Regions from separate parts of the Mus musculus genome. Here all the other regions are linked to region 2. A link is a loop called in an ENCODE intact Hi-C map of the cell type or tissue named here. Cell type or tissue: heart. All regions are shown on one strand. Region 1 has its middle 160 kb from the start of Gm10445. Region 2 overlaps Cyp26b1 (cytochrome P450, family 26, subfamily b, polypeptide 1). Region 3 overlaps Exoc6b (exocyst complex component 6B).

Region 1 (8,000 bases), 330 kb before region 2:
AAACATCCTTAGGTGTTGTTTCTCCCATCCACCGTGTGTGTGTGTGTGTGTGTGTGTGTGTGTGTGTGTGTGAGAGAGAGAGAGAGAGAGAGAGAGAGAGAGAGAGGGAGAGGGGGAGGGGGAGGTAGGGGGAGGGAGGGGAGGGGGAGGGGGAGAGGGAGGGGAGGGGGAGGGAGAGGGGAAGAGAGAGGGAGGGGAGAGGGAGAGGGGGGAGGGAGGAGAGAGAGAGAGGGAGAGAGGGAGAGGGAGGGCTAGGGCAAGAGGGAGGGAGGGAGAGAGAGAGAGAGAGAGAGAGAGAGAGAGAGAGAGAGAGAGAGAGAGAGAGAGAGAGAGAGAGAAATCTTTTCCTAGCCAGGAACTCACTGTTCTAGCCTGCTTTCTATTACATGATAAACACCACAAGCAAAAGCAACTTGGAAAGGAAAACATTTATTTCATCTTACAACTTCCAGTCCATCATGAAGGGAAGCCAGGGAAGGAACCTGGAGGCAGGAACTAAAATGCAGAGGCCATGGAGGAATGCTGCTTAACGGCTTGCTCTCCATGGCTTGTTCGGCCTGTTCTCTTATACAGCCTAGGACTAGTTGTTAAGGGGTGGCTCTGCCCCACAGTGAGCTGGGACCTCCCACATCAATCATTATTCAAGAAAATACCTTGCAGACATGGCCACAGGTCAATCTGATAGGGAAACTTTATCCCCTCTTCTAGAAGTTCCCTCTGTCCAGATAGCTCTAGCTTGTGTTGAGTTGACAAAACAAAAAACAAAACCCAGAAACTGACTTGCACTGTCACCCAGTTGGCAAGGGTACCCGTCAAGAGAGCCCCAGGGATACCCCTGTCTCCATCTGCCCAGCACTTGGGTAAGCACATTACCAAGTCTAGCTCCCATATCCTAGTGTTTGCAAAACATGCACATCAGAGACTGGGCCATCTCCTTAGTCCAGGATCCCCTGGATTCCTAGTTGATATACTCTCAGGACTGTCATGGACAGGGTAATCCTCCAGGGATGTCTTAAGGTAGCCACTCAAGTGCCAGATCTGGAGGAGAGTCCCTGTCTCTTTATTGTTTGAGAGATGGCAATAGGCTGGCACAAGCCAGCTCGCCACTGCAGCTTCCTCTTCCAAAGCAGCACACACTCATTTAAACAAGAGTGTCCTGGAGCAGGACTCATCCCCTCCAAGGAGACCCATATACATCCCAGAACTCACCCAGGTACCTTCTACACAGTCATTTCCCCTCCCCCCAAAGATTAGACCCACAGGTCTTTACCATTTCTAAGCTCACTGATCACACTAAGGTTGGAGGGGACGCCACATCTAAAGGCCACCCTGGGAATGGTGTTCCTCGGGTTGTACAATGATACAGCCACAATTTAACACGGTCTGAACTAATATTATTTCCCTTTGAGTGCAAAGAGCTATGAGATGTTGAAGCATTCACCACGGGGCACTCAAGGAATTCGAGAAGCTCTCTAAGATTAGGTAGAGTTTCCATATCATAGATCGGAAACGTGCTCCGAGAAAGAGGTAGCTTCCTTAGCATCACACAGCATCAGTGGAGAAGAGCAAGCCACGGCCACATCTTCCTATTCTTAGCACTGCTACCATCTGCATCATCCTGTCACAGCTCCTTGCCTCTTGCAGCAATGTCCTGATCCCATCAAGCTCTTGTCACCCCCACCAGCTTCTCTATTTTTATGTCCATGTCTCTCAATTGCTAAGCAAAGTCTCCGCAAGTGTGTTCTAAGTGGTGGCCTTCTGTGTAGTACAGTTCTTGGTGCCTTAGTGGGAGGTGACGGTGTGTATGGTTGGGGTGTAGAACTTCCTCGTCTAACCCAGGACTGAACAGAAAGGAAAGAACAAACCCCTGCACCCCCACATCCACCTTGCATCTGGATCCCAGTCCCCTTCTTGTCCTCGGCAGATGCTCCAAACATCCAGAAATCTGAGATGCCTAGAAAAAAAGGGAAGCAACAGAGAGCAGCCATGAGCTCATCCACCCTGGCGCCACGCACCCCAGGGGAACCCTTTTTCCATGGAGAGGTCTAGGCTCCTCTGGTGGGGATGACTTCGGAGCTGGAGGTTCCCCGCTGGCCACCCCAGGGAATGGTCACTGACTTGTGGTGCATTCCAGCCATGCTCCCCTCAACCCCGCTGACATGAGAACCGGAACCTGTCTCCCAGCTACTCTCCACGGGAGCTGCTGTCCCCGCTGGTCCCAAGCTGTCCACATACCATGTCTTCCCGACCTTTCCTGTCCCCACACTTTTCCTGGTTTGGGATGGAAAGCTGGATGCTTCCTACATTTTCTTTCGCTTACCTGCCTCATTCTCCAGGCCTCTTTTGCTCCTGAGACTCCTTGGTCCTGCCTGGAGGACATTGGTTCAGATAACCCACATCACTATTGTGTGCTCCATGTGTACTCCATATGTGTGTACTCCATGCAGGCCGTGCCTTCAGAGAGGAAGTTGTGGGGAAGACCCCAGAACCACCTGTGTGTATCTACTTTGGAACTTCCTAGCAACTTTGCCTATCTTTCCAAGCCCTTCTAGGTGTATTCTGCTGACTGGAATGGCTCTCCCTTGACCTCTGTACCTCCCATCCAAACCAAAGACCCTCAATCACGGTTTAACCAGGGTAGAGACCCCAGCTTCAATCTAGTAAAAAGCTGGACTTGTGCAGGCAAACACAGGACCACGAAACACCCCTCTTTTTGCTGTTTTGTTTTAAGGCACCACTCACATTTCTTAGTTTGGAGTGTCTACATGGAGTCTGCTGCCCCCAGGGAAGAGGAGAGGAGGGAGGGGCATCAGCTCTCTTTACAGGTATGAATGTGACATGACCATAGCTCACAGCAGCTGGCAGGACATTAGCATGTGGCTGCTCCTAGCAATCAACTATGATCTGAAGCCAGGCAGCCATGTGCCTGGTTAAGTTCTTTGCTATGCTAGGAGAGAGCACACACTGTGTCTGAGGCTCCTGGTCCTTGGTTCACTTGATGGTTCCTCTGCCAGTTGCTCCAGTGTTGGTTACGCTGGGGGACCTGGCCCATTCCCTTCCATCCCTGCATGTTCTCCCCTGGAACTTGGAGTACCACATGGGGTCACTCTCTCTCCAAAAGATGGCACTGAGTCCATGCTTAGAGTGCATGCTCCTTCCTGACTGTGGGCCACACGCTCACCTTGCAACTAGCTTAATTCCCTCTGAAAATCAAAATCAATGTGTCCCCAACCTAACTCATGACTTTCCTCACCTCTTCATGTGACAAACTTTGCATCTGTGTGAAGCAGCCACACCCCTAGTCTCTCTCCAGTGTTTCTTGAGTAATTGTCTTCGAGCTCCCTCAGAGTTCCCTCTTCTTCTCTATGTCACTTGCCTCCATCTATGTCTTCTTTGGCTGCTCACTTGGCCTTGCAGCCACCTGTCAGCTGTCCCCTTACCTCACATGGCACCTGCCTCTCCTGTTCTGAGGCATAAACAGAGTCAACCTTGGGACCATGCAACATGTCATCTGCAAAGTTCATGTTCAAGAACCATGCCATTGAGTTACAAAACAAACAAAAGATCACATAAAGACCTCATGATATTTTGTGTTAGTCTATGATCTGTTAGGCCACGATCATTGCTATCCCCAGCTACACATGGAATCTCTGGCTTGGTTTGGACATATCTGCAAAAGCTTGAGTTCATGTGCATAGGTCAATCCCAGATCCCTTCTCCTGACAGTAAACCCCCCACCTCCCTTGGCGTACAGGGTGTCCGTGCAAGCTGCTTTTCTGTCTTGCTCCCTCTGCTCTGCTTCTTCAGGCTCTCGAGCTCTGAGATCTGAATACTACTTTCCTTTGTTGGGCTCTCCACCCCTCAGGCTCCCCTTCCTTCTCCTCAACTTCCTAGCACATATTCAGCATTCAGGACTTGCAAGACCTAAATGGCAGTCCCAGGGGACCCCTTTCTTCCCACTTTTTGGGAGGCTAAGACCTCATGTAAGACTCTGGCTTCCACACCCTGGTCTCTGTGTCTCCCACACCAGGACTGCAGTGTCTTGATCTTCCTCCTGTCCAGGAGCACTCAGAGGACAGGGCCATGTGCTGCCTTCCCTGGCTCCTGGCATCAGGCTGGGGAGAGGCGTGTCTGTATATCTGTAAGGTGCTTGTTGGAGGAATGATGACACGGCTTCGCCTTGGCTGTCAGACGGCCTCTCAGCTCTTTCTAAAGCGTTGCTGGTGGCACATCAGGCTTTTCAGCCTCACCCTGCTACTCTCAGCCTGGGGTGCCTTTTCCTCCTCTTGCTTATCAGCACCCATGCATCCTTCGAGGCTCACTTTTAGCCCTTGTCCCTGGCTCCCCAACCCAGTGCAGGTTCTTTAGTCTGCGTCCTCTGAGCTGTCATTTATGGTGGGCCTTTCTTGTTCCTGTCTGTCAGGTACAATGTCTAACTGCAGCCCAGCACCTTGACCTTCCTCTCTCCCTTCCAGCTGCCCCGTACCTGTTTGATGGAAGATGGGGGGATGCTCTGGTCTTGGAGGACCTTGCCCTTGTGCTTACCACTAGTGGACTTCCTAGACTAGGCTCATTAGGCTCATCTTAGTTTCTTACCTTTCTGGTTCTAACTTATTGACTCAGATCCAGCTTTCTTACTGGCTAGTAGGTGCCCTTTGCTGGTTTTTGTTTTGTTTTGTTTTGTTTTGTTTTTTAAGATTTATGCTTGCACACATGGTTGTTTGCCAGAAGAGGGCATCAGATCCCCTGAAACTGGAGTTACAGATGGTTGTTAACTTCTGAGTGCCAGGTCCTCTGGAAGAGCATCCAGTGCTCTTAACTGCGGATACATTTTATAAGTAGGAACGGAGACAGAGAATGATGTGGAAAAATATGAAGAGTAAGTGTAACACTGGAGAGAGCTCATGGAGGGGTGTGTGTGGTGTGTGTGTGCGTGTGCATGTGTGTGTGTGTGAGAGAGAGAGACAGAGACAGAGAGGGACAGAGACAAGGAGGTAGAGAAAGAAACAGGAAGACTGAGAGAGACAGAGATTGATGGTGGAGCTTAGTACTTTTCTGACACCCAGGACATCCCTGTGACTTGGTTGGATTTTTCTGAATTAAGAATACCCACTTTCTGGGATGATAAGCTGGCTCAGTAGCTGTACAAGTAGGGAGCCCTGAGTTCCATCCCCAGAACCCATGTAAAAAAGTCAAGTGTGGTAGTGTACTTGTAATCAGCTCTGGGGAGGTGGAGACAGCCAGATCCCTGGGGCTCACTGGCCTGAGTTGGTGAGCTCTGGTCCAGGGAGAGACCCTGTCTCAAAAGAGGAGGAAGTTTCCTGAGGATGACAGCTGAGGATGTCTGCTAGCCTTTATATACATATGTGGACATGTACACACACACACACACACACACACACACACACCTACATTCATGAACATGCACACATGTATAAATACGTACACATGCACGTGCAAAAATGAAAGAATAGCCACTTTCTATACTGATATGGTGCAAGCTGCAAACACAAGTTTAGAGTTCTGGCTCATGCCCACATGTGTCTCCTTCTGTTCAGTCCTATCACTGTAGCCTTGAGAGAAGCTGAGTCTGCCCCACCCCCCTCCAAGGTAAGGGTGTAGTCCCCACCAGGTTGGACAGAGTCCAGGCTTAGTCTCTCACTCAGACCCATATCCCAGGACCCCTCTACTCTAGCTAGTTTGGTGCCTGAGTACCCAGCCAATGGAAGTCACTGTGCCATTTAATCACACTTTCATTCCCATGTTCACTATCAGCAATCAACAAACTAATATCCCAAGAGCCATGGTAGGTTATCACAAACGTGCCAGCTCCCGGACCGAGGAGCCCTTTCTGTAGGTATTATGGAGCAGGACTTGATTTACTCCGTCCCCCTTCTGTCCCTCCTACAGGCTAATTAGTGCTTTTGTTTACAGTGGAGTTGAGCAAGCTGAGCTCCAGGTCTCCCAGCAGAAGTCTCAGTGGCTGGCAGCCAGCAGGTCCTGGGGATACCAAGCATCTAGGTACTCAGCAGCCTCCCAAGGCTGCTCAAGGACATCTTGGGCAAGCAGCTTAATCTATGACCCAAGGTGTTGCACAGCAGGCCAAGCAAAATACTCAGAAAGAGAAGTGGCTGGGGCGATGGTTCAGCTGGCAAAATGTTGCCTTGCAAGCAGGAAGGTCTGAGTTCGGGCCCCCAGAATCCACATTAAAAAAAAAAAAAAAAGGTTTGGTGAGGTGACAGTGAAGACAGGAGAATCCCTGACGTCTTACCCAGCCTAACTTGTGAGTTCTAGGTCTCACAAACAATATGGACAAGAATAAAGTTACCTCTGCACCCCCCACCCCCATATGGGCAGGAGATGGTGTGTTCTGAGGGAAGAGTCTTAGGGAGAAGAGAGGTGTCCCATAAGGCAGATCACAAAGCAAGGGGAGTGTTCCATGCTGCTGGCTGAACAGAGAGGGCTTTGATGGAAGAAATGAAAGGAGAGGAGGAGAGGGAAGAGGAGAGGAGGGAAGAGGAGGGGAGGGGAGGGGAGGAGAGAGGAGAAAGGAGAGGAGAGAAGGGGAGAGGAGTGGAGAGGAGGGGAGGGAAGGGGAAAGGAGAGGAGAGAAGGGGAGGGGAGGGGAAGGGAGAAGGAGGGGAGGGGAGGGGAGAAAAGGGTGTTTTGGGATGGGATAGTCCCTGGGCTTCTGAGGCAAGAAGGAAGAGTTGCTTTCTTGGAGCTATAGTTAAAGTCTGGGCTCAGCAACCCATAAACACTGCCTCTTTTTGATGTACAAACCCAGCCCCCCACCCCAGGCCCATCAGCAGGGTGTCCTCAGCAGGGAGGCACTGCCATAGGCTTTCATTTGCCTCCCATGTGGCTCCCAGCTCCTGGGAAGCTGTCTGGGTGGGGGCTACCAACCAGAGCTTGGCTGTCCCCCAGCCCTTGCCCTAAGCCTTGACGTCATCAGTCCAGACATCTGGCTGTCAGGTCTGATTGAGCTCATGCTTTAGGGGAACTAACTCTCTGCATGTCCATGTCTGCCCCAGCCAGCAGTCCTCACACACTGGCTCTTTTCCTTGTGCAAAACACTGAACTTGACAGCGCCTTGTAAGCACCATGGGACAGCAAGCAGCTACCTGGGAAAGCTTTGAGGGTTAAGAAAGTGTGTGGAGGTTGGAGAGCTAGCTCAGTTGGCGAGGTGCTTGCCACATAAGCATGAAGATCTGAATTCAGTCCCCAGAGCTCAGGTTAGCAGTGGGAAAGGGTGATGCACACTTGTAACCCTAGTGCTGGGGAAGCAGAGACAGGAGGATTCCAGGACTTTACTGATCAGCCAGCTTAGCTGGATCTGGGAAGCCCTGGCTAGCAAGAACCCCAGTCTTGAAAATCAAGGAGAATGGCTGCTGAGGAATGACACTCAAGGTGGACCTCTGGTGTTCACATGCGCATGCACACACACTCACCCCATTCCCTCAATAAAGACCATGTGCTGGGTGCTGAAGGTACCTCAAGGCAGGACCTGACACTCTAAGGACACATGACTGAGGGCAGCTTCTGCTAGAGTAGGTAGCAGATATGGGGGGGGGGGAGCAACCCTCTGGGGTGGGGCATCTGCCTAGCATGCACAAGAAGATCCAAGATGCTCCTCTGACTGTTTGCGGTGCTAACAAGCTCTGCGGCCTTTCTGGAAGCCCCGGATTCATGCCTTATGCTAATCGACAGCATTTACACCGAGTGTTGTTCTCTAAGCTAAGTTTATTTTTCTTGTCTTGACTGGGATGTACAAGTAGAGGTTCAGTGAGACATGGCCATCCAGATAAAGTCTTGCAAATTAACACTAATCATTTCCTGTGAGCCATTTGCTCGTAAAGAGCAGGAGAGTTTGGCTGAGGAGGAAGCCTGGCAGAGGGATGCTGGAAGAATGTGAACTACGCAGGCATGTGGTGGAACCACACTTGGGACATCTCCAGATCATTAGGTGAGGTTTGCAGAGACTCTCCAAGCCATTCTGT
Region 2 (8,000 bases):
TCTGTCACCCCGCAACACCCAACACACACACACACACACACACACACACACACACACACTTACAGGTTTTATTTTTCGCAGCTTGCATTAGGACTGGGAAGTGGGGCCTAGAGGGTAATAAATAATGCGGGAGGATGGAGATGCAGGGGCACCCACGGAAGGCTGCGTTTAGTAATGACTTGAGGTGGGGGCGTGTATCCCCGACAGCTGAACCTGAAGCTGGAGCCTGCTCCCCCACCCCTGCGCAGCGGAGCCTCTCGGAATAAATATTTCCAGGCTCCAGGCCACGGGCTGGCGAGACCCCGCGGGGTGGCCGCAGGCCAAAGATTATTTATAGCGGCGAGTTGTGCGTGCCCGGAGGCTGTCCCTAGAGAAGGGGGTTGGAGTTTCCTCTCTGCTCCGGTGTGGCCCTTCGTGGGCTCCGCAGGGTGGAGTCTTGGGTCCAGAGCAACAACTCTCCTGAAGCATTTGTCCAGGGAATAACTGGGATGGACTTTCGTCTCCGCCCTTAAATTTGGAACTGGAGCACCCGGAAGGTGCTTCTGAGGGGCGGCGGGATGGGGCGCGGTAACCCGCGCAGGTAATCGGATCGCCGGCCCTCGGCCGAGCTCTGAGCTCCACGGCCAGCGGCCTGCGGTGCCGGAAACCTTCGTCGCACTCGCCACCCGGCCCGCCTTAACCCTTCTCCTGCCAGGACGCACTGGGTGCAACGGGGCAGGGAACCACCTGTCCAGTCTCTCCAGCCAGCCAGGAGAACTGTGGCAAGGGATCCCGCCTTGGCGTCCTGGTCTCCTAGGAACACGTCGGCTCCCTCAACCCGGAGACAGGAGGCCCCCTTTCCTGGGTTGCCCCCCCCCCACTTTCCTTTCTCTCGGGGAAACTATATACTCCAGTTAGAAGTGAACACGCCCCAGATGCGAAAAGTGGCTACAGAACCCAGATTCTTAATGGCTTTTCCACATGCTTCTGGGCCCGGCGCGCGACAGGGAACAAGCCGGGAACCCCCGCACCGCCTGGAGGGGCCGATTTGGGGACGCCTCCATCCAGACGCCAGCTTAGACGGCGCCGGCTCCTTTAAGAGAGGTCGGGGCGGAGGTGGGGTGCGGCTGAGGGGGGCGCGGAGCGGGGTTCCCGTCCTCGTCTGCCTTGCAGTCTCCCTCGCTCCGTCTCACTCGGTCTCTCCTCTCCCGTCTTTCCCTCTGTTTTTCTTTTCTTTCGACACAAAAGTTGGGTTGTGAATTTTCCGAGGTCGCCGCCGCCTTGCCCCCACCCCCGCCTCTGATCTGCCTAACTATAATTAAAGTGCGTTTTTTGTGGCTTTAATAAAGAGTTATTTGTCCGCCGTTTCCACGGCCTTCACAAAGAGGACTTTCATAGGGGCGGCCGTTCGGGCCGCGAGTCCAATTTATACAAAAATGTATTTTTAGCCCTGGGCTCTGTTTAGATGGTGCTTAGTGGAAACCGAGAGCCCTTGGAGGTCTCCCGTAAAATCTGATAAATTACTCCGAAGAAAACACCGGATTCGGAGGGTTCGCTTTTAACCCCTTCAGCACCCGCTGTCTGTCCTCCCGAGGGATTTGACCCCCAGGGACGCGGATGCCCAGGCGAAAAGCGCCTCTCCAACTTTTGTGCTGGCTGCACCACACCCGCAAGGGGCCTTGTGTGAGATTGAGAAAAATGGCAAGGGACACGGGGGAGGGGCAGGTCAGGAAACAGGATGAGAACGAGGGTTCAGGGTTCGGAGGATTTGCCTTAAACAGGCGGGAAATGCTGCCACTTGAGCTATTTTATTTTCTAAATTCTCGGCTAAAGCTTGGACCACTGCCAAAGTTAACTCTTTAAATGTGAAGACAAAAAGAAATGAGAAAAGAGAAAGAAAGAAAAGAAAGAAAAAAGAAAGAGAAAAAGCAGGCGAAAGAGATCTTGTCTCTAAAGAAACATCCGATTGGTTGAAGGGAACCCCACCCGATTAGGCAAGCAACCCCCCAAAAAGATGGTCCAATTGTGAGGCATGGAAAGATCCAGGGGAACCTCTCAAGCCCCTCCATCCGGCTTCTCTCCTGTCACTCGGCCCCCCGACGGGGCGCGGTGATGTGTGTGTGTGTGTGTGTGTGTGTGTGTGTGTTCACGCGCACGGACTGCACGCGTCTATTAATTTCAAGCCAAGCTTTCACACGTCTAAACCCATTGGTCTGCGCGCACACGCGCGCGCTCACCTTTCATTTCTCCTTTCGGGGGTCGGGGTTGTGTGTGTCAGGATATCCAGGCTGCCTCTAAAATCCATGAGCACCCGCCTGATAAACACACCTCCCTCAGTTACCCTAGAGGTACACCCCCCTCAAACAACCTGGGGTGTATCAAATTGCAATAAGCGATTGTCTAGCGTTAGACGAGGTTAAATCCAGGTTAATCTGCCTGCTACCTACCTGGGTTTGGTCCTCAACGCGCCTGGCCCCAATTGTCACCAGAGTGGAGTTGTGAAGCGTCCAGTTGCATGGGCACACTCTGGGTCTTTTGCATACTTCTCCTAGCTATCCTCTGCTAAACTGTCCCCACCCAATAAGCAAACAGACCCTTTCTCCCCCCGAAAGCTGAGAGCCCTCAACTCTCTGCCTTGAATTTCTCTAAGGTTTTCTTTTCTCTGCCACCACAACACAGAGATACAGATGCGTGCATACATACATACATACACACACACACACACACACACACACACACCAGAGGAGGGGGAGAGAGAGGTGAGTAGCACCTTGTACTAGCCCAGTTGTACCTGAGCCTGAGCCCAATGTACTGCAGAATGCTGCCCAGGTCTTAAAGTGGGCCACTCAAGCTGCCACAGGCCCTCTCCTCTTCTACCTCTCCCGCGCCTAGGACACTAAAGTCTACTGGGGCTCAGAGACAGAGGTGAAAACTAAGCGAAGCCCTCCAGACTCGCTCCCCAGCGCTCTCCGCACACCCCTGCTTGGACGCCTGCAGCCCGGAGCATCACACTCGGGAGCCCTCTCTGCTACCTACCCTGGTCAATATCCCTCTTACTAGCTCACCCGGCCTCGTTAACTAGCTCACAGGGCGCCGGAGGTCTCTGAGCCGCGCTGCAGGCGAGCTGGGGAAACCCAGGCGGCGCCGGCTGAGGCAAGGAAGGGGCGGGGCGGGGACCGGTGCTTCCGAGTGTCCGAGCTCTCGGCGCCCCCTGGCCGGACACCCGCGGCTAGCGGACTCCTCGAGAGAGCGCTTACCTGTAGCAACCAGTGACCAGTCTCTCCGATGAGCGGGAATCCCATGGAGCCCTTGGGGATGGGCAGCTTGCAGCTCTTGTCGCGGGTGGCAGCCCAGCGCAGCTGCCACAGCTGCTGCGACACCGCCAGCAGCAGCGTCACGGACACCAGGCACGCGGCGAGGGTGGCCAGCGCCGACACCAACTCCAAGCCTTCAAACAGCATGTTGGCAGCCGCTTGGGGGATTGGCTGTGCGGTCCGCGATGGGGGAGGGGAGGGCCGGACCAGAGTGACGGGGGAGGGGAGGCTGCGGCAGGGGGTCCTGGCACCCCTCGGAGAAACCCAGGAGATGGGGCCGAGGGGAAGGGGCTGGAGGCTGCGAGGTGATCGAAGAGAGAGAGGAAAAAGATTGCCTGGAAGAAGAGAGAAGACACGAGGCGACTCGAGGTGTAACTTTGTTTGTTTGTTTGTTTGTCCCTTTAGGCGGGCTCTGGGGAGGTGAGATGGAGCTGAGTTAAGCTGGTGAGCTTGTTCTCCCAGCAACCATCACACACGAAAAACTTTGGAAAACTTTATCCACCAGGAATCTCTCGGAAGCCCCTTTCCTGCTTAAAGCTAGGGGGGCAAAAAGAAGGGGAACCGAGAGCTAGCGGAAAGTGCGATCAATTTATCAAAACTATTCCTCCAAGATTCCTAGGTACATAAAAAGAAGGAAAAAAAACCGGAATTCAAAAATTCCAACGAACCCAGAAACTTTGGGGGCTTGGGAGAAGACTCCCCAGATGAGGCGAGTGTAGAAGCTGGAGCGGCCGCGGCACTCGGAGGCGGGCAGGCGGGCGCGTTGGCCCGAGCGCGAGTGCGGAGTCGGCGAGCCGCAGCGGGGAAGGGACGCAGCCGGCGACAGAGCCCCGGGCGGGCTCTGGGGCGGCGGCGGCGGGAGGGAGGGGTAAGGCGGGGTGGGGTTGGGGGAGGAGGTGGGAAAACCCGAGCCCGGCTATCTATCAATTAAGAAAAGGCAGTCTGTCCCGGGACGCAGTCTCTCGGCTCTGGAGTTGCTGTTAGGGAAAAGAGAAGAGATGAGGGGGGGAAAAAAGGAAAGAAAGAAAGAAAGGCAAAAAGGGATGAAAGAAGGGGAAAGCAGGAGGCAGGACTTCAGGGCTGGTGGTTTGAAAAGCGTCTCTCAATCTGATTTGATCCAAGGCAAGGCGATGCGTGTGTTTATATAGAGGCGGGAGCAGCGCCGTGGGCGCGCGTCCAGCACCCCCCCTGGGCGCGCTCACAAAGCGGGAGGCGTGGTGAGAGGCCGGCCGGCTGCCGAGCGTGTGAGCTCCCGCCGGCCTCCCGCCCAGCCGCCCCGCCCGCCGCCCGCCGGGGACCCACTTGTAGGCGCCTCAGGATCAAACTCAGTTCACCTCGCGCCTTCTCTTCCTTCTCGCCCGGGTCTCGCCGAGTCCAGCACCTTCAAACGGATGAGATGAGACACATGCCCGAGCGCGCATGCACACACTAATGCGCGCGCGCGCGCACACACACACACACACACACACATACACAGGAGCGCACACGGTGCGCACCCTCTTGATGCTAGTTTGACTATAAAGCTACTTTACTCCTGCTTTTTCTCCCTCCTGGATCCCCTCCCTGGTTCCCAGCTTTTGGCTGTTCTGCGTGGAAGTTCCTTATCCGACTGTCCCCCTCGATTGGGAGTTGCCAGAAGTCTCTCTACCCAGACTCCATCTCGCGGAATTCCGTGGGACCCGGCAAACTCAAAAGATACATGTTATTCCCTCCTGATTGCCTATAGCCAGGGTCCGCATTCCTAATATCTGCATCTACAAACCTCAGTAGTCTAGATCCACATGTTTCTTACCATCCAATGCCTGGAGGGTCTTCTGTGCCTGTGTGAGTCCCGGGCTACCAATGCTCTAACACTCCTGAGGACCACAACACACACACACACACACACACACACACACGTTAACAAGTCACTAGTGCTGGTCCTGGAAAGTGTCCAGCACCTGAGACACATGTGCAGTGGTCCTGTACCCAGAGGCCGCGGGAGTCCTGTACACATGTTCTCAGATATGTGTGAATAAGTAAACATGCCACTGAGCGCGACCACCTTCTCAGAGCTAGCCACGGAGAGTCCAGAGCCCCATCCTATGTGGGGTGTGATTGTGGCACCTGCATGTGCTCTCACCAGACGCTGGTGGAGAGAACTTGAGTTTGAGAGTCTATCCATAACCGTATGTGTCTGCGCATCCATGGATCTGCCTGTTATATGGCCTCTCCTGAGAGCCCGGGACGGAGCTGCACACAGCGGCCCCAGTATTTGCATGAGTAGCGCGTAGCTCTCCCTGTCCGTTGCCTCTGGTTTTCCCCAGACGTCTAGTCTTCTTGTTCCACTCCCACACTCCCGGAGCAAATACTAGTAATAATAAAAAGAAATCATCCTAGACATGCCACCTGCAGTTTAGGGTGCTGAGCGTGTAAACTAATCATCCTACTCTGCTAATAGTCCCCTGCATCCGGTATAGGATCTGCTTTAGAGCTCACTATCAGAAAATGTGCGAGAGCGTCTAAGATGCGCGTCTACGCGCGCGCGGTCTCTCGCCCAGAGAGCGCGGCAACTGAAGTTGACTCGGCCAGCAGAGCTCTTTCAGCCCGGCTCTGGCTGCAAGCGCTGGGTCAGCTCCACGCTCACTCTCTGCCTTGGAACCCCACCTGGTGGTTAGTTTTAGTACTACAGCCGCAGGGCATATTGTCTCAGCTTCCCCCTCCTTAAATATCTTTTCCTAACTGGGGACAAGCTCCAAAGAGACAGCCTGAAGATATTCCCAGGGGTTCAGTTTAAGAATCCTAAGGCTGCCCCATCTCCACAGGACAGTCGGAACCGGGACACGAAGTCACATCAGAACCACTGTGACCCCAGAAATAGAGAGCTGGGGAGTGTTTGCTTAGGTGAATTTTACTTTACAGGACCTCTTAGCAAGCAAGATCAGCGAGGCCAGTGCTAGTCCAGTCTCCCTAGGAGGATGGCAGAGTGTGGCTTGGGAAGTTTTGGGGACCTTGATGTCTTGAAGTACCCTATGAATATGACCAGTTTACCAGTATTTCCAGGCAAAATATCCTTAGGGGAAGACCAATACTGGGGCCATCTCGCTGTGGGCAAAGGGACATGAACACAGCCACATGAAGGTCTACTATGAGGCTGCATGGAAATAGGTATTGAAATCTACAAGGCCATACACAGGAGATCCTTGTCCACAGCCAGGAAATGCTTCTTTCTAAGCAGCCAAACTGAATCCAGAGGACCTGCCCACTCTGGGGTCAAAAGTCCACACTTCCTTGTACTGTCTTACACACACACACACACACACACACACTTTGGCTTTGGAGCCTATTTTGCTCCCCCTGCCTGGACTTTCTTCCCACTCAAGTGTGGAGTGGGAGTTGGGATGGAAAGGAAGGGGTCCTAAGTCCTTACTGCTGAGCTGCCAAGTGCTGCTCTGGCGAATGTCCTGGGGGACACACAGCCTCACTGTAACAGCTGCAGTGTGTCCTGATGGGACGTGTTTCTCTTCAAGTCCCCTGCGTGCTGAGGAGGAGGAGAGAGGAAGGAATGTATGCTGCAGAAATACACAAGGCTTCTTGGAGGTGCTGCAGGTGGATTGGAAAGCTGCATCTGACAAGAAGTTGCAAAGACGCTACCAGCACAAAGGGAGGCCAAGAGCCACATACACAGGAGGGACAATCTGTTAGTGCCCGGGGTGGACTTCTGATGGTGCCAGACACAGGCCTGGTCCACAGCCCATGCCAGAAAACAAATTGTTGACCAGATTAACCCTTAATCCTGGTCACTGAGACATACTGACTCTGACCCCAGGCTGAGGCTCTGTGCAAACAGGCATTTCCAGGTCCAGCTCTGGCCACAGAACACATTTCCCTTACAAGCTGTCGTTAAGCTAGGATTTAACCCATAAGTCTCCTGGAGTAGGCTAGGGCTCTAGGTCAGAATGCTTCTGTCAGCTAGGACTTGAAATGATCTGCCATGTCCCCGGATCAGCATCCCTCCCCATCCAGGCCAATACTGCTAATCTCAGCAACTCACAAAACCCTTTCCACAGCCCAGATACATCTAGGGCTCCAACTCCTGCCCAAGGTGCACCAAAGCCCAGGTTCAGGGAGTGTCCCCAGAGCACTCCAGGCACATTGAAATCAGCTGGAGCAGACTGGGACCTCAGTCAGGGGACATTGTGTCAAGGGAGGCTCTGCCTGGGTGACATTTGTAAGGCTTGGTAGCTGAGCCTGAGAAAATATGAAGGGTAGGCCTCAGGCACTGTTCGAGGCTGAAGACAGGCAGCAAGGCAAATTCCTCTGGGGCTCTAGAAATACCTGCACAAGCACAGATCTGTCTGTCTCAAGGCCTACTTCTCAGGACACAGAGCTGCCAGGATGGCTCTGTGTCCCCAGCTTCCTACACACAGAGTAGAGAGGACAGCTCCCCTTCCACACCCTTCTCTGTGCGCATTCCTGATCATCCTTTCCACACACTGCGCACAGCACTGCAAAGTAACACTATTTTGTAGAGGGATTTGTATATTTGTTTGATGAGGACACTGCTCACAGTTTCGCTCTGTTTCCTTTCCTACCAACAGGAGTATATCCCCTGAGTTGGGGCACTTTTCTGTTAAATGGAGGAAACCCTCCATTTTGTACTCAATTTGCATAGTTTAGGCCCTGATTTTTTCCCAGTTAATGCTTCAATTTCTTCACCCCAAAGCT
Region 3 (8,000 bases), 53 kb after region 2:
TAGGAGCAACATGCCTGTTAGGCGGCAACTGAGCTGGGTAGGAGAAATTAGGAGAAAGAAGAAACTTGGGATGGGAGAGTTTTAAACCACTTGTTCTCAGAAGTCTGAGAAGAAATCTGTACACATGAACTGACTCTACCTTCTTATGTGATTGGAGCAGTAAGCATGTATACTTTTTGAAGGTATGAGGATCTTGATCCAGCATTTAATCGGTATATTTATTATCTCCTCATTAGAGCATGGCCCGTTATGGAGGTTCATTAAGTCACTAGGGATTTCTGAATCATAAATTTAATGAATTTCTGTTAAAACCTGTCCCCCAAGGATGGCCTTGTTGGACATCAGTGGGAGGAGAGGCCCTTGAGCCTGAGGGCGTTTGATGTTCCAATGTAGGGGAATGCCAGGGCAAGAAGACCAGAGTGGGTAGGTGGGTGGGTGAGCACCCTCATAGAGGCAGGGGGAGGGAGGATGGGATAGGGGGTTTCTGAAGGGAAGACCTGGAAAGGGGAAAACATTAGAAATGTAAATAATGAAATATCCAATTTTTTAAAAAAAAAAACCCGTTCCCATCAAATTAGGACCTGAAAGAGGTACAGTAAGTGAAAGCACACTTGAATGTTGGCTATCACAGTTGTCAGCATAGCCACCACAGAGGTGTCATTATTAATCAAAGGTTCCACTGCCCTTTGTGAACTTAACAGGGACAGGAACCTCTTTGACTTCTGCTTCAATGTAACAGCAAATCAAGCCCCTGGCTCTCACCCAGGCTACAACTCCCTTTTCCATCCTGTCCATGTTCTTTGGACCAGAGCCATCTGGACACTGAAGATTACCATTTGTCACATGACTTGTTCCTGGGAATTGAGTTTCATTAAGGAAGGACTTCAGCAAGTGCCAGGTCATCAGTAGAGAGGTTTAAGAGAGCATCCCAAGTTTAGACACTATAAGGATGAACAGTTTATACTTTCCCCTGTGATCTCTCTCATGTCTACAAGAAAGTCAACACAAAGTACAGACCAAGACAAAACTGGAAAATCTTATTCTAGGTAGTCACTTTGTCTAGTCCTTTCCATATTATGACAGTCCATGTTTCTGACTTGAAGATGTCATCTTTACCTAAGTTTCTGCATTAGCTTTTCAATTCCTGTCCCTGCATGATTCACAACTCTGAGGTGGAGATAGAGGGTGTTCAGGTGGCCATGAAGCCTTCCCTTATGCTGTCCTAGAAAGCTGTTCTGAGGCCATCTCTGACACCTTGCCTAGGGGCTGCAGTCAGCTCATGCCTCTAATACTTTCTCATAATTCATGTGCTCTGGGACCCATTACCAACTTCTTTAAAGTGGAAATAACTTGGTTTGATGAAGTGCTCTATAGAGCCTGCCATCTAGCAAATGTCAGCCTGCACCAGCAAAGACGACAGTACAGACACTGAAGATAGCAGCATCCCCACACCTTATACTTTTTCTGATTTAGAAAGACTTCTTTTCTTTTCTCCTGTCAGATCCTTCATACTTTGAAGAGATCTTCAAAAACCGTCTTCCAGTCTCTGGGAACCATTTCATTTGCTGGTACAATAGTCTATCTGAAATTACTAGCTATTTATTTGGCCTAGTATCCTTTGGAAGACTATAAAACTGTCATATCAGTCTATTTCTCTCTGCTTCTACCTATACACAGATCTAGACCCATGGGAATTTAGGAAAGTGTGTGTGTGTGTGTGTTTTCTATTTTCTGATCCCAGAGAGATACCAAACATAATAACCAGGAGATTTTACAGCTAAAGGGTGTGTCTTTTTAGATGTTCAGTACTTTTGACTTCCTTTACCATCAGCAACAGCTAAATGATGAAACTCTATACTTTATGTATAGCTGCTAATGAGCAAGGAGTTCTAGAAGCTAACTCAAGATAAATACTTGCTGTGCCAACTAGTTTTATGTTAACTTAATGCAAGCTGGAGTTATCTGAAAGAAGGGAATATGAACTGAGAAAATGCCTCCATAACATAAATGTAGGGCATTTTCTTGATTAGTGATCAAGCAGGGAGGGACCAGACCTTTGTGGGTGGTGCTATCCCTGGGCTGGTGGTCCCGGGTTCTATAAGAAAGTAGGCTGAGCACATCATGGGAAGTAAGACAGTAAACAGCCCTCCTCCATGGCCTCTGCATCATGTCTTCCTTCCAGGTGCCTAGAGTTCTTGCCTTGACTTCCTTTGGTGATGGAGTATGATGTAGAAGTGTAAGCCAAATAAACCCTTTCCTCCACAGCTTGCTGTTGGTCATTATGTTTCATCACAGCAACAGAAACGCTGACTAATATACTGCCCAGGACAATTTGCTGAGCCTTCATCTAGTCTGGAAGCACCCATTATGCATCCATTTGCAAGAAGTTAGACCTGAAGTACAGCAGAAGTCTCTCCCCATATAGATTAGTTCTGGCCCAGCAGCTCTGGACTTCCGGGCACAGGGCTGATGATAAGTGAGGGTTGTCTACACCCCTATTTTTTTTTTCTTTAGGCTGTTCAGGGTCAACTGTTGAATACTCCTAACCTTGGGCATTAAAAACTGCCTCTATATACTTAGAATTCTCTTGGCCGAGTGGGTTGAACTACAGAGTTCCACCCAATGGATGAACTTGCATTGGGCTGAACACTGTAGCACAGCCCTACATGGAGGTAGTGTCTGCATCCTGTGCAGACACTGTCCTCAGCTCTTTCTGATGCCAGCACAGCTCCTGTCCATCCTCCTGTTTCAGTTATATCACAGATACTTTTGCCGCTCAGCTGTGAGCAATTTGAGGGCATGTCCATTTTTGTCTTTGCTTGTTAGCTGTGTGGTAGGGAGTGAAGGAACTCAGTGAGGCCTGCTGACTTGGGACTGAGAGCACCACAGAAGGATGGTGTCCTGACCCAGCTCTGAGTGCCTGGCAGCAAACATCACCTCTGGTGCTAACCCTGCTTTCCCAAGGTTGGTTCCAGGAGCTGGCTCACGTAGCGCTGGTCTACAATCTCTTGTAGTGCTTCTTCATCTCTAGCAGGCAAATAATGGGTGGAAAGGCTCAGTCACAGGAGATTGGACTGTTTACAGTTGGCTGGGCCAAGATTAGTGTGAGCACAACATATGCCAGGTTCATTGGAAGTTACATTTCCCTTTTGTTTACACATTGTAGAGGAGAAGACCAGAAGGGGGGCGGGGGGAGGTGACCTCCTGTTAACCTCGCTGTCTGCTAGAGGCCGCTGCCCTCACCTCTGAATGAACTTTCAGATTATCTCACACAAGATTCACCTTGCGCTGAACTTGTGCGCCTGCTCTGAAGGCCCCAGTCACGTAGATGTGATTAAACATTACAGAGTGGCCATAAATTTACAGAAGTATTATTGTGGCTTGCTTTCCTTTCTTCTTTGGGAGAGGAAGAGAGCAATGGGTTTGGAACAGTGGGGGAGTTTAAAAAGGAAGTCCATAGTCAAACAAACAGTTCCTTTTTGCGGTTCTGAACAAAGAAGAAAACAAGGCATAGGTGTCCCAGAAAGAAAGGGAGAAATATTGGTCAGGAGAGGAGTCAGAGCTCTAGAGGGCTGCAGAGCCCCATTCTTAGCAGCAGAGCTGTGGTAATCAAGGCCCTATTTCTAGACAACCTCAAAGTTCACAGGGGACACTCGAACTGGTCTGCCCTGAAGGGACCCTTGAGAGAGAGGGAATACTTTCCCTTGAGCTTGCTTCATAGTTCAGGAAAGTGACAGGGAAAGAGGTGAGAAAGAGGAGGCTGCAAGCGTTTTCTTCTTTCAGCTGCTATGAGCATTTGAGACATTTCGACAGAGAGAGGACCATGTTCTAGAGGAAGCATCCCAGCTGACCAGATAACCCAAGAACATTTATTTCTGTGATCCATTATTTTATGCTTAAAGTAGAAACAAAAGTATCTCACTGAAAGTTTGCTAAACTCTCTAGAATTCCAAAGCCAAGAGGTGCCTACAACCAGCCTGTGTTACCTGTGAGACAATGAGACTTCTACAACTAGGGAGTATTCTATTTGATCCAAAAGACTTGGAAAAAAAAAAAGTGGTCAGGAAGCCCAGACTGAGGTGACAGGAACTGGCCAGAAAAGCCACCTTTGGAATGAGTTGTCTTGTCTCTGGTTACTTCCATGGCAGTGACAGAGTGCTTAAGAAGCTCACTGTCACCATAGCTGGCGAGGCAGTGTCCCCCAAAGCCCAGAGAGGGTCTGTCTACATAAGGAAGGCAGCCAATGGCTTAACTGAGTGTCTAAGAGTAGAATTCTGAAAACAGAATTAATAATGCACCAGAGTTTATGTCAGTCAGACTAAGCTCCCCCATGGTTCCTTAGAGCCAGCTGAAGGCCCCACCTCCTCTAGGAACCCAGAACCCATCTGTATACATGGAAAGTGCTCTTACATAGGTTCCCACTCCTCTGTTTGTCCCTCACAACTGACGATATCAGTAAACCAGAGAAACCTGACTATTTTGAGTCTGTAGCCTCCAGAATAAATGTCAGCTCTTTGAGGGCCAAGGCCCACACCATATGTGTGTGTGTGTGTGTGTATGTGTGTGTGTGTATTGTGTCTAAAGTCCTAGAAACTAACAAAAAGCTCTTGATATTCTACTGCTTTTGTGTTTCTTCTTCTATTAAAATTATTAGTTTTCTTGTGCACTTCTGTAAGAAACGTACATGCTTTAAAAATTAGAAAACATTTTAACACAAAAGCATAACAGAAAGTGACCACTCATAATTTTATCTCCAGGGGATAATGAATGTCAACAACTTCATGTCTGGCTTTTAAGAATCCCATAATCAGCCACCAAACCCAGACACTATAGCATATGCCAGCAAGATTTTGCTGAAAGGACCCTGATATAGCTGTCTCTTGTGAGGCTATGCCGGAGCCTGGCAAATACAGAAGTGGATGTTCACAGTCATCTATTGGATGGAACACAGGGCCCCCCAATGGAGGAGCTAGAGAAAGTACCCAAGGAGCTGAAGGGGTCTGCAACCCTATAAGTGGAACAACAATATGTACTAACCAGTACCCCCAGAACTCGTGTCTCTAGCTGCATATGTAGCCGAAGATGGCCTAGTAGGCCATCACCTGGAAGAGAGGCCCCTTGGTCTTGCAAACCTTATATGCCCCAGTACAGGGGAATGCCAGGGCCAAGAAGTGGGAGTGGGTGGGTAGGGGAGCAGGGTGGGGGGAGGGTATAGGGGACTTTTGGGATAGCATTTGAAACATAAATGAAGAAAATATCTAATAAAAAAAAGAATGTTTTCTTACCCAAAATAGAGTACATTATACATGCTGACAAAAGCCTATTCCCTGAATACAACATGTCTTTCCCATGTAGGGAGATAGCGCAGCGTGGTGCCTTTCACACACATGTAGACTATGCAGTAGGGATGCATTTTGTATACAGATTTTTAAATGTAGATTATCTTTCTTCATCATTTTGAAAGATTCAGATCGTTTGCTTTTAATGGCTATCTAAACTGAACACATCCCTTTTTAATGAATATTTCCCTCCAGTCCTTTTCTCTATTATCCAGTGCCTTGATAGAAACATGTAAAATATATCTTTGCATATTTCTTTAATAATTCCATCAAAGATGACAATATGGGTGGGGTGGAAACTGGAAGGCCTCTAAAGCTGACTGGCCAGGCCAATCAGTGACCTTCAGGTTCAGTAAGAGACCCTGTTCAAAGGTGGAGATGGGATCAGAAAGACACTTTTGGCTCCACTGCATGCTTACAAACATAAACACAAAAAATACATACCACACAATCAGAAGAGATGACAGTATAATGCAATGGGTAAATGGTTCTGGATCTAGGCAGCCTGAGGTAGATTCCTGGCTTTTCCATTAGTCACTTTCATGACGTTGGACAAGTTACTTACTCTTTCTTCTTTATTCCCTCCCTCTCTGGAACTTGCTGGCCTACTCCAGTCTCCTGAGTGCAGTGACAACATAACCAGTGATGTATTACACTTTCTGTGATCCAGCTTCATCCCCTACAGGACAGGATGGGGATAGTACACCTATCAGGTTGTGGTGCAGGCTGAGTACTCAGAACAGTGCCTTTCACATTGCTGTGCTGAACAAAAGCCACCAACGGTGAGGACTGATAATGGCAATACATCCCTAAGAACAGGATTTGAAGTCAGAGATCTGGGTTGTCATTGATTACTATCCCTCCAGATTTTATACTCCCATTAGGAGGTGTCATGGGTGTTTGGGAACAGAAATACTCCTCAAAGAACCTATTTCTGTTAGAAATACCAAAGGGGCACACTCATAAAAGCTTTAGGTGTATAATATTCTACCATAAGATCTTGTGCTTCCTTCTCTTCCTAAATCATAAATGCCAACAATAATCATGAGAATAAATTGTAAATACTGACACACTGGAAAGAAGGTTGTAGCCTGCTGTACTTAAGATAGTGCTTTATGGCTTGCAAAATGTTTTCAAATGGCTACACTTTTAAGTAGGAATACCACCTAAATTATTTGCTGTGAAACGTTATACTTTCAAATGGTACAGTGAGGATAGTTAGGCTACAAAGTGACCAAAGATGCTTATATTGATCTTTCCCCCAACCCCATGTTATACAGCCTAGACTAGCCTCAAATTCACTATATGGCCCAACTGAACCAAATTCTCCACTGTCCTGCCTCAGTTTCCTGAGTGTTGGGATTATAGGGGTGTGTCAGCACACCCAATAAAATGGCAGATCTCATGCCAATTCCTTCCTAGTCCCTTAGATTTAGCTCTACACCTCCAAACGAATTTGGCCCTGGGGAGGGGGGCTTCTTGCACCCTGCAGCTCTCCTCTCCCCTCATATCTTTTGGTTGTTTTTTTCTAGAAACCTTTCATTTCACTATCAGACATTAAGAAGCACATTTTCTTTACTCTGGCCTTGCAGCCACAGGTTTTCCTCTCTCTTCTCTCTAGAAACTCTTATCAAATGAGCTCAGAGGAAGTGAGCTATAGACACCCTTGATCTCTGAAGGGCTTGGAATATTTTCAATTATGCAACTTTGCTCCCTCCATCAAATGTAAGCATTAACAAATATAGTAAGTTATTCTAAACAAAATCGTTTTTCAAAAATTTAGGTTTCAAGGGAAGCAAAGTCTGCTATTCTTAGGACTTCCCTAAAATTCTCTTAGGTCTCTTCCTTGCTACCAGGAAATGTGAGTGTTCTACTATATTAGAAATTAAGTTTGTTTCCACCAAAGACCCTGTGCTGTGCACACAGAAGGAAAAAATGCCCCAGTCATGTTAACACTGGACTACAGTTGTATTTTTCCTTGGTGTGGCACCTGATGATGTAGGTCTACATCTGAGAATCAGTGTAACCGGTGTCCACAACATTATGGCCAAGTAAGCACTGGAAATAATGGTGAGTACCTGACAGTTTTACTTGTTGTATTAGAGAGAAAAATGTATTAGAGTGGTCTACAGGCTGTGGTCTAGCTAGTACATCAGGGACTGTCTACCAACAGAAAGTCCAAGAATTCAGTAGCTGTTCATTCCCCCAAGGTCTGCCCATGATGTCTCAGCTGGTCTTTAGTGTACACTGGAATCTTGAAGAAATAGGCTCTAATACCAGTGAATTAATAAACTTGCTAGCAAGGTGGAGGACACGCAGGCAAAGAGCATGAGTTTCCTTCTTCTATGTCCTCTGTGTGTGTGTGTGTGTGTATTTAATGTTGGTCTTCAGTAAAACATTCTGATATGATTGTGAAGCCAAGGATGATCTGAAACTTCTGAGCTCCTGTCTCCACTTTTTGAGTGCTGGGATTATAGATATGTGTCACCAGGCCCAGTTTATGCAGTATTGGTAATGGGACCCAGGGCTTTATGCATGCTGGTCAGGTACTCTATATACTCAGTCTCAGTGATAATATCTTTGTGCTACGGCTCTTCCTGTCCAAAAGGATGCAGCCTGTGGTGCTCCTAGGCATCATTTATGTGGGCACACAATGTTAAC

What was found. A loop is a pair of places that touch in the nucleus more often than their neighbours do. Peaks named below come from ENCODE experiments on the same cell type or tissue, not always from the same donor. Only the 100,000 strongest peaks of a DNase experiment are listed, where the experiment ranks them.
Region 1: it touches region 2 in a loop (3-fold over the local background); 5 of 42 quality-filtered maps call a loop at or near these places.
Region 3: a loop joins it to region 2, with 4 times the contacts of the local background. A loop is called at or near these places in 3 of 42 quality-filtered maps.

What each region holds. Positions count from the first base shown.
Region 1 is chr6:84,256,949-84,264,948 of GRCm38, forward strand. No RefSeq gene overlaps it. Among named protein-coding and RNA genes, the nearest start is that of Gm10445, 160 kb to the right of the region's middle. In heart, CTCF peaks have their summits at 3,104 (motif pointing right) and 4,726 (motif pointing right); no DNase peak of the experiment used is centred here; H3K27me3 peaks cover 1,789 bases.
Region 2 is chr6:84,584,566-84,592,565 of GRCm38, forward strand. Cyp26b1 (cytochrome P450, family 26, subfamily b, polypeptide 1) reads right to left here. Exons shown (of 7, transcript NM_001177713.1): 2 at 3,237-3,628. The coding sequence starts at 3,440. Among named protein-coding and RNA genes, the nearest start is that of Cyp26b1, 5.3 kb to the right of the region's middle. In heart, a CTCF peak has its summit at 3,179; DNase peaks (open chromatin) are centred at 336, 926, 3,076, 5,896 and 5 weaker places; H3K4me3 peaks cover 5,939 bases; H3K27ac peaks cover 1,693 bases; H3K27me3 peaks cover 6,866 bases.
Region 3 is chr6:84,637,611-84,645,610 of GRCm38, forward strand. All of the region lies in intron 20 of Exoc6b (exocyst complex component 6B), which reads right to left. Among named protein-coding and RNA genes, the nearest start is that of Cyp26b1, 48 kb to the left of the region's middle. In heart, a CTCF peak has its summit at 3,562; DNase peaks (open chromatin) are centred at 771 and 3,131; H3K4me3 peaks cover 319 bases; H3K27ac peaks cover 740 bases.